Regions from separate parts of the Homo sapiens genome. Here region 1 is linked to region 2. The links are chromatin contacts, found by Hi-C in ENCODE. All regions are on one chromosome and are shown on one strand. Each heading gives the region's core, a stretch centred on a gene start or an enhancer-like site at or near the end of the contact. The rest is flanking DNA. Distances are from core to core; before and after follow the strand shown. Region 1 overlaps ACOXL (acyl-CoA oxidase like). Region 2 overlaps LIMS1 (LIM zinc finger domain containing 1).

What was found. Hi-C counts contacts between places; a loop is a spot of excess contacts on that map. Pooled maps may share reads with other maps.
Region 1: a map with no recorded cell type shows a loop between it and region 2 (6-fold over the local background). The contact joins two enhancer-like sites. A Hi-C loop is called at or near these places in 3 of 37 single-sample maps with no recorded cell type and 2 of 50 pooled maps.

What each region holds. Positions count from the first base shown.
Region 1 is chr2:110,739,805-110,742,964 of GRCh38, reverse strand. The region is part of intron 1 of ACOXL (acyl-CoA oxidase like); the gene reads right to left. Among named protein-coding and RNA genes, the nearest start is that of ACOXL, 8.8 kb to the right of the region's middle. Within about 2 kb of position 1,869, at least 2 of the 41 ENCODE cell types and tissues checked have a DNase peak (open chromatin) inside an H3K27ac peak, as active enhancers do.
Region 2 is chr2:108,611,021-108,614,037 of GRCh38, reverse strand. All of the region lies in intron 1 of LIMS1 (LIM zinc finger domain containing 1), which reads right to left. Among named protein-coding and RNA genes, the nearest start is that of LIMS1-AS1, 66 kb to the left of the region's middle. RefSeq lists an enhancer at 1,597-1,656. Within about 2 kb of position 1,702, at least 14 of the 41 ENCODE cell types and tissues checked have a DNase peak (open chromatin) inside an H3K27ac peak, as active enhancers do.

The DNA of each region.
Region 1 (3,160 bases), core at 620-3,119, 2.1 Mb before region 2:
ACTGAATTGTACACTTTAAAATGGTTAGTTGTATGTTATGTGAATCTCCCCTCTTCTAGTTTGATGCAATCTCATTTATCTATTTTAGTTTTTATCGCCTATGCTTTTGGGATCATATCCAAAAAATCTTTACCCAAACCAATGTCAAGAAGCTTTTTTCCTGTGTTTTCTTCTAGTAGATCTACAGTTTCAGGTCTTAAGTTAAGTCTTTAATCCATTTTGAGTTATCTTTGTATGCACTCAAACAATTTTAGGATGCTATTACTATTGAGAGTTCAGGAAAGCCCCAAGCCTTGGTGTGATAGAAAAGAAAACTAGAGAATTCCCCAAATTCACCCACCTTCTGTCCTTCACTTTTCACGGCCCATGTTGTAGAAGTGGTTGCAGCACTCAGACAAGTGTGGTGACGAAGGGCCCCAGGAGCTCTGCCACCCAATGGCATCAGGATCCAAGGTGTCAGGGACACCAAAACTTTCCTCCCATCCAGGAAAGCAAGTTATTAATATAACAATATATCACCCCAAAATTTCTTGCCAAGGAAAGAAGAACAAGAAGGAAAATTTTCCTTACACATAGTCAACAATATTTTTTCTAGTGTACAATTATTCATTTAAGGTTGAGGAAAGTGATCTAAGAGGTTGACAATGCCCCTTAATAAAGTCACATGTCAGAGTACAGAGCAGCACTACAATAATTGTCTTGATGCTGGACCTGGGAGGAGATGGTCTCCAAATACTTAAAAAGCCTTTACAAAATTACCCATATCAAAAACATGCTTTGTTCTCCTATGACTTGTGTTTAAATCCACATACTGTCACGATTTTAGCTGGTGGATGTGTGTAAGACAAGACAGCAATAGCTGTCCCCATCCCTGGGACCCTCTCCTCACCGTGCTGTTTCCTTCCAGGACTGAAAGCTGTGCTAAATGTCTCCCTATTTTAACACAGTCAGGGGGCACAGAGTCTGACAGGGACTGGAAGAATTCTATCCCTTGCAGGTTTGTGAGACTCGCAAGAAAACGTGCAATCACCTCTCCGCCTCTCTCCTCTCTCACCGCTGGAGGCAGACACTTGGAAAACCACCAGCCCACCCCCTGCCCCAACTCCCTCACCATTCTCCAGTTTGTGTTTTCTCTGAGTGCTTGCGTGCAAAAGCATGGTAGGAAACCACAGATAAGAGATTGGTTAAACCAAATTCCTTAGGATCCCTCCCAGCCCTGAGGGTTTTGACTTCCTACCTCTTCATACCTGCCCATCTACTCAGCACAGGCTCTCTGAGATGTTACTCGATGACAACCACTGTGCTAGGCTTGGGGATCCAGCACTTCTCAAGAAATGACTTTCCAGTTGAGGTCAGAGGTAGGGAGTTTCTATTTAAATGTATAAAACTCTGTTTTATACACACACAAACACGCGGGTGCACGTGTAACTTCTTGTTCTTACTCTGTCACACTCACTGTGTGTTACAAGCTGAATAGTGTCCCCCGCTCCCCCTAAAAATTCAGATATTGACTGGTGTCCTTCTAAAATTTGAAGACAGACAGGTACAGAGGGAAGACCATGTGAAGACAGGAAAAAAGACAGCCACCAACAAGCCAAGGAGAGAGGCCTGCAGCAGATTCTCCCTTGCAGCCCTCAGAAGCAACCAACCCTGCCGACACCCACTGACACCTTGATCTTGGATTCTCAGCCTCCGGAACTCTGAGACAATACATTTCTGTTATTTAAGCCACCTAGCCCGGGTACATTATTACGGCAGCCCTATTAAGCTGACGCAACACCATAATACTCCAGATAAACACACTGGAAATCACTGCTTGAGGAATCGGAAGCCCAGAGGTCCTATTCTTGGCTTTGCCACTCCAAGCCACTCCACATCCCAGGAATGCCTGGGATATTTACATATTTTAATAGAGAAAAGAGAATGACACTTGAGTAAGTCACTTCCTCCTTAAGCCTTTGTTTCCTCCTTCAAAAAAGGGCAAGATCCCCTCCAACATGAACAGCTTGTATTTCTGTGGCCCCTAGACAGGACCAAGGACAACTGTCCACGTCAGCCACAACCTAACAGTGTTGTCACTGTGAAAAATCCCCATGTCCCAACATTCAAACACGCTGACATCCCAGTGTCCCACCGGACCTGGCCACATTAGACTGTAGCTTCCAAAGGACAGGGCCAGTGGATTCCCCACTATCAGGTCCCTAAATGATGGCTGACAGGGATCCTGTCCCAGGCTGTATCATGGAGCATCCTTAGCTCTCTCAACTGCCTATCTAGAGGTCTGGACCCTACATCCAATAAATGCTCATAAAACTTAACATTCAAGTTTACAAATACAAAGGCATATTTTACACATTAAAAACCTATGATTTGCCAAAATCTTTTTGTGCTCCTTTGGAGACTTGAAATTCTGGGAATGGCAGAAAATAGGATGTCTGGGATATTTATGTATGTTAATGGGGAGAAGAGAATGCCAAAAGTGACTGTGGGGCTGCAGGCTGCCAGTGTCATAGGTCAGTCATGGTTCATGTGCTGCAGAAGCTCCTGGGAGCCAGGGCCCACCTCACCACTCACCGGCCCATCTCCAGGGCCTGACACAGTATCTCAAATGATGAAGAGATGAACACTGGGATTTAGATTAGGCTCTACACGCCCACAATTAAACTGGATTTGAAATTGCCTGATATAGTCTTGGGAGCAATAAAACTGGAGCCTTTGGAAGATAATCTGGCAATATTGGTCAGCGTTTTCCATGCAGATACCTCTGTCCCATCGGCATCACCTCTAGAACCTAATCCAGAGAAATCTCTTCTTATGAATACGAGGGTACTCCCTGCAGCATTGTTTAAGATAACACAAACTGAACATGACCTGAGTGTCCTTTGATGGGGCATGGCATAATTAAATTTGGTACAATTGTTACTGATGCAGCTTTTAAAAGAATGAGACAATCCTTTCTACACTAACACATAAATACAGGTCTACAAGTTCTGGATATCAGAACATATTTAAACAGGGATATTCAATAATAAAATGATTTATGGCATAAAACCACGTGGACCAACCAAGAACTCAAGAGAAACTGACATTCCACGAGGGATAGCAGCAACACACTGTCACCTAGACAGTGAACAGGCAAGTGGTAACTCACTTAGCAGAA
Region 2 (3,017 bases), core at 453-2,952:
TGGGGTCTGCTCTTAGCAGCAGAGACTCAGTGGCCTCGTGGAGCCTGCAGTCGAGTAGGGGACACTGGTATCAACCATATAATCACAATTTAAAACATGTCAAGTAGTAGAAAGTAGGGTGCAGAGTGGATGCTGACAGCAGGGAGGGGAGCAGGACAGCAGGGGCAAGCTTCCTGAGACAGAAACACTGGATCTGATCCAAGAAACCAGGCTCAAAAGCAAGAGGGCCTGACCCTGTGGCTGAGGGGAGGGCTAGGAGGTGAAATGAGACAAGAGACATGGGTGGTGGCATGTTTCGAAGGACCTGGTGTTCTTCACCCTGAGAGCCAAGGGCCGCCCGTGTCTTAAGCAGGGTACTGACAAGATCCCACCTGTTTGCTGAGGACCCCTCTCTCTGAGGCAGCAAAGGCCCCAGGGTAAGGACCAGCACAGCTGTGCAGAGCCACATGGCAGTCCATGGAACAGACAGCAGCTTGAGCTAGCCAGGGTGGTGACAGAGAGAACAGCAAGGAGAGTGGACACAGAGATGTGTAGGGAGGGAGGGCAGAAGGGCAGACTGGACACAGAGGGCCAGGGAGGGAGGCAGGAAGCACCCACACTGCTAACGTTTCTCCCCACATTCTTTTGTGGACATAGCAACAAACAGACCTGGTGAACTACAGCATGAGCCAGATGTACTTCATGTTGCCTTAATCTTGTCCACAGAAACGTAAGCGTTTTAAACCTACTTTGACTCTAATAATAAAGACTTTTACGAGTTTACAAAAGAAAAAAGCTAGGACATAAAAATGTTTGCTTGTATTGTAAAGCTCAGTCTCTCAACTATTTATGTAATATAATTATTACTAACAACTGACGTTGGAGTACCTACCCAGCACATTATGTGTTATTAACCTCCATCTCAACCCTATGAGGCATGTATTGTGATTATACCCATTTACAGATGGGGAAACTGAGTCTTAAAGCAGTTAAACGACTTGACCAAACAATACAACCAATAAGAGTGTGTGGATCCAACCCAAGTTGATTTGACTCAAAGATTCCTGTTTCAGTCATTAAACTGCACTGTCCCAGGGCCTAAAACATTCTCCCCCACAGACCATCACAAGGTCAAGTCTGAACTAGCACTGCCTCTCAACACTGACAACCTAACCCCGGAAGCTTCTGGGAAACTGGGTGCATGACAGGCGCAGGAGCCGCAGCGCAAGCCCCGGAGTGTAAACACTGACTAGAAACCACCCAGACACCTCAGCCAGCCCACACCTTCTCTCTCTCCAAATGACCCAGACCTAGTCCACGTGAATATTGTGAATGGTCGGTTTGAGGGTTCTGAAAGGAGCCTCGTGAGGTGCTCAGGTGCAGTCCCCACTCATATGAGTATTCCTCTTCAGCTGGTTTTCTCCTGCAGGTTTGGAGGCAAAAGCTAGTGAAAGAAGTGACCTTCTATGTAACTGAATTCCTAGATTCCTTAGGAGTCTTTGGGTCCAAATTACCCAAAAGACTTTATTTCCTTTTAGAGTACATGGAATTATTCAATGTTTCCAACAGTTCTGGAAAAAAAAAAAAGGCAGATTCTAACAGGTTTTCTTCATCATAGCAACTACGCTGAAACCAAGGGTACTGTTGAACAGCAACACGCACTGGAAGCAATACAAACAGCAAACTTCAGGAGAGCGTGGGTGTATGAAGAGGCACTGATGATGTGTGACCACACCGATTTCGGTTCCTCTGAGAACACTTCATACCACAAACACACTTTAGAGCTCAAGCTGGTCAAGCAGCCACTTGCTCCTACTGCTTCATGCAAAGGAAGTCTGGTGAAGAAGGTGATTCTAATTCTAAAACACAAATCAAACCAGTCACTCTGTGAGACTAATAAAAGAAAGGCCTGAAGTTTTAATCCTCCAATCCTGATCTCAAGAACCCCTGCCAAGAGAAAAAACTCACTCTTAGGGCATATATATATGTATATATATATATATATGTGTGTGTGTGTGTGTGTGTGTGTATATGTGTGTGTATATATATATGTGTGTATATATAATATATGTATATATATTTTATATATGTGTATATATAATATATGTATATATATTTTATATATGTATATATATATTTTATATGTGTGTATATTTTATATATGTGTGTATATATTTTATATATATGTGTATATATATGTGTGTATATATATATATATATATTTTAGATCATGGTTCACAGCAACTTCTGCCTCCCTGGCTCAAGCAATCCTCCCACCTCAGCCTCCTAGTAGCTGAGACTACAGGCTCATGCCACCACGCCCAGCTAATTTCTGTATTTTTGTAGAGACAGGGTTTTGCCACATTGCCCAGGCTGGTCTCGAACTCCTGAGCTCAAGCGATCCCCACGCCCCGGCCTCCCACAGAGCTGGGATTACAGGCGTGAGCTACTGCACCCAGCCTAGAGCCAATATTTTTGATTGATCAAAACACTCTAGGGAACTATGTTCTACTGAACAAAAATTCCCAAAATAGAAGTGAAATACCTCAAAATGTAATGAGACCACTATATAGAACCAAAGCAAGTGCACTATTTCTAAGGAAAGTGAAAAAAAACATTGATAGGTTATTTTTTAAATCAGAGCCTTGGGGAAGAAATAAAGGCTCTGATTATTCCTTCCCCGGGGCTCAATATAATTTAGGAAATAGCACCTTGGTCAAGAGCTAGATGTATTGAGTGCTTCTTATGCGCCCAGAACTGTGATAAGCACTTTGCATACACTTACCAAATTTAGTTTTTACAATAATCTAATGAAACAGTACTATTATTATTCCCATTTCAAAGGTGATGAGACAAGACATAGAAAGTGTAACTTACTATACAGTTATTACGTAATTGAGTGAAAAACTGAAACCTGGCCTCAGCCTGGTTTTAAACCATAACGGTGTACTGCCTGCTAGTCAGAAAATGGTTATTTTTCTCAGCAGTAGATGAGAACTTATAATCAGAAATCATTTAAAAATTCAACCACGGCTAAA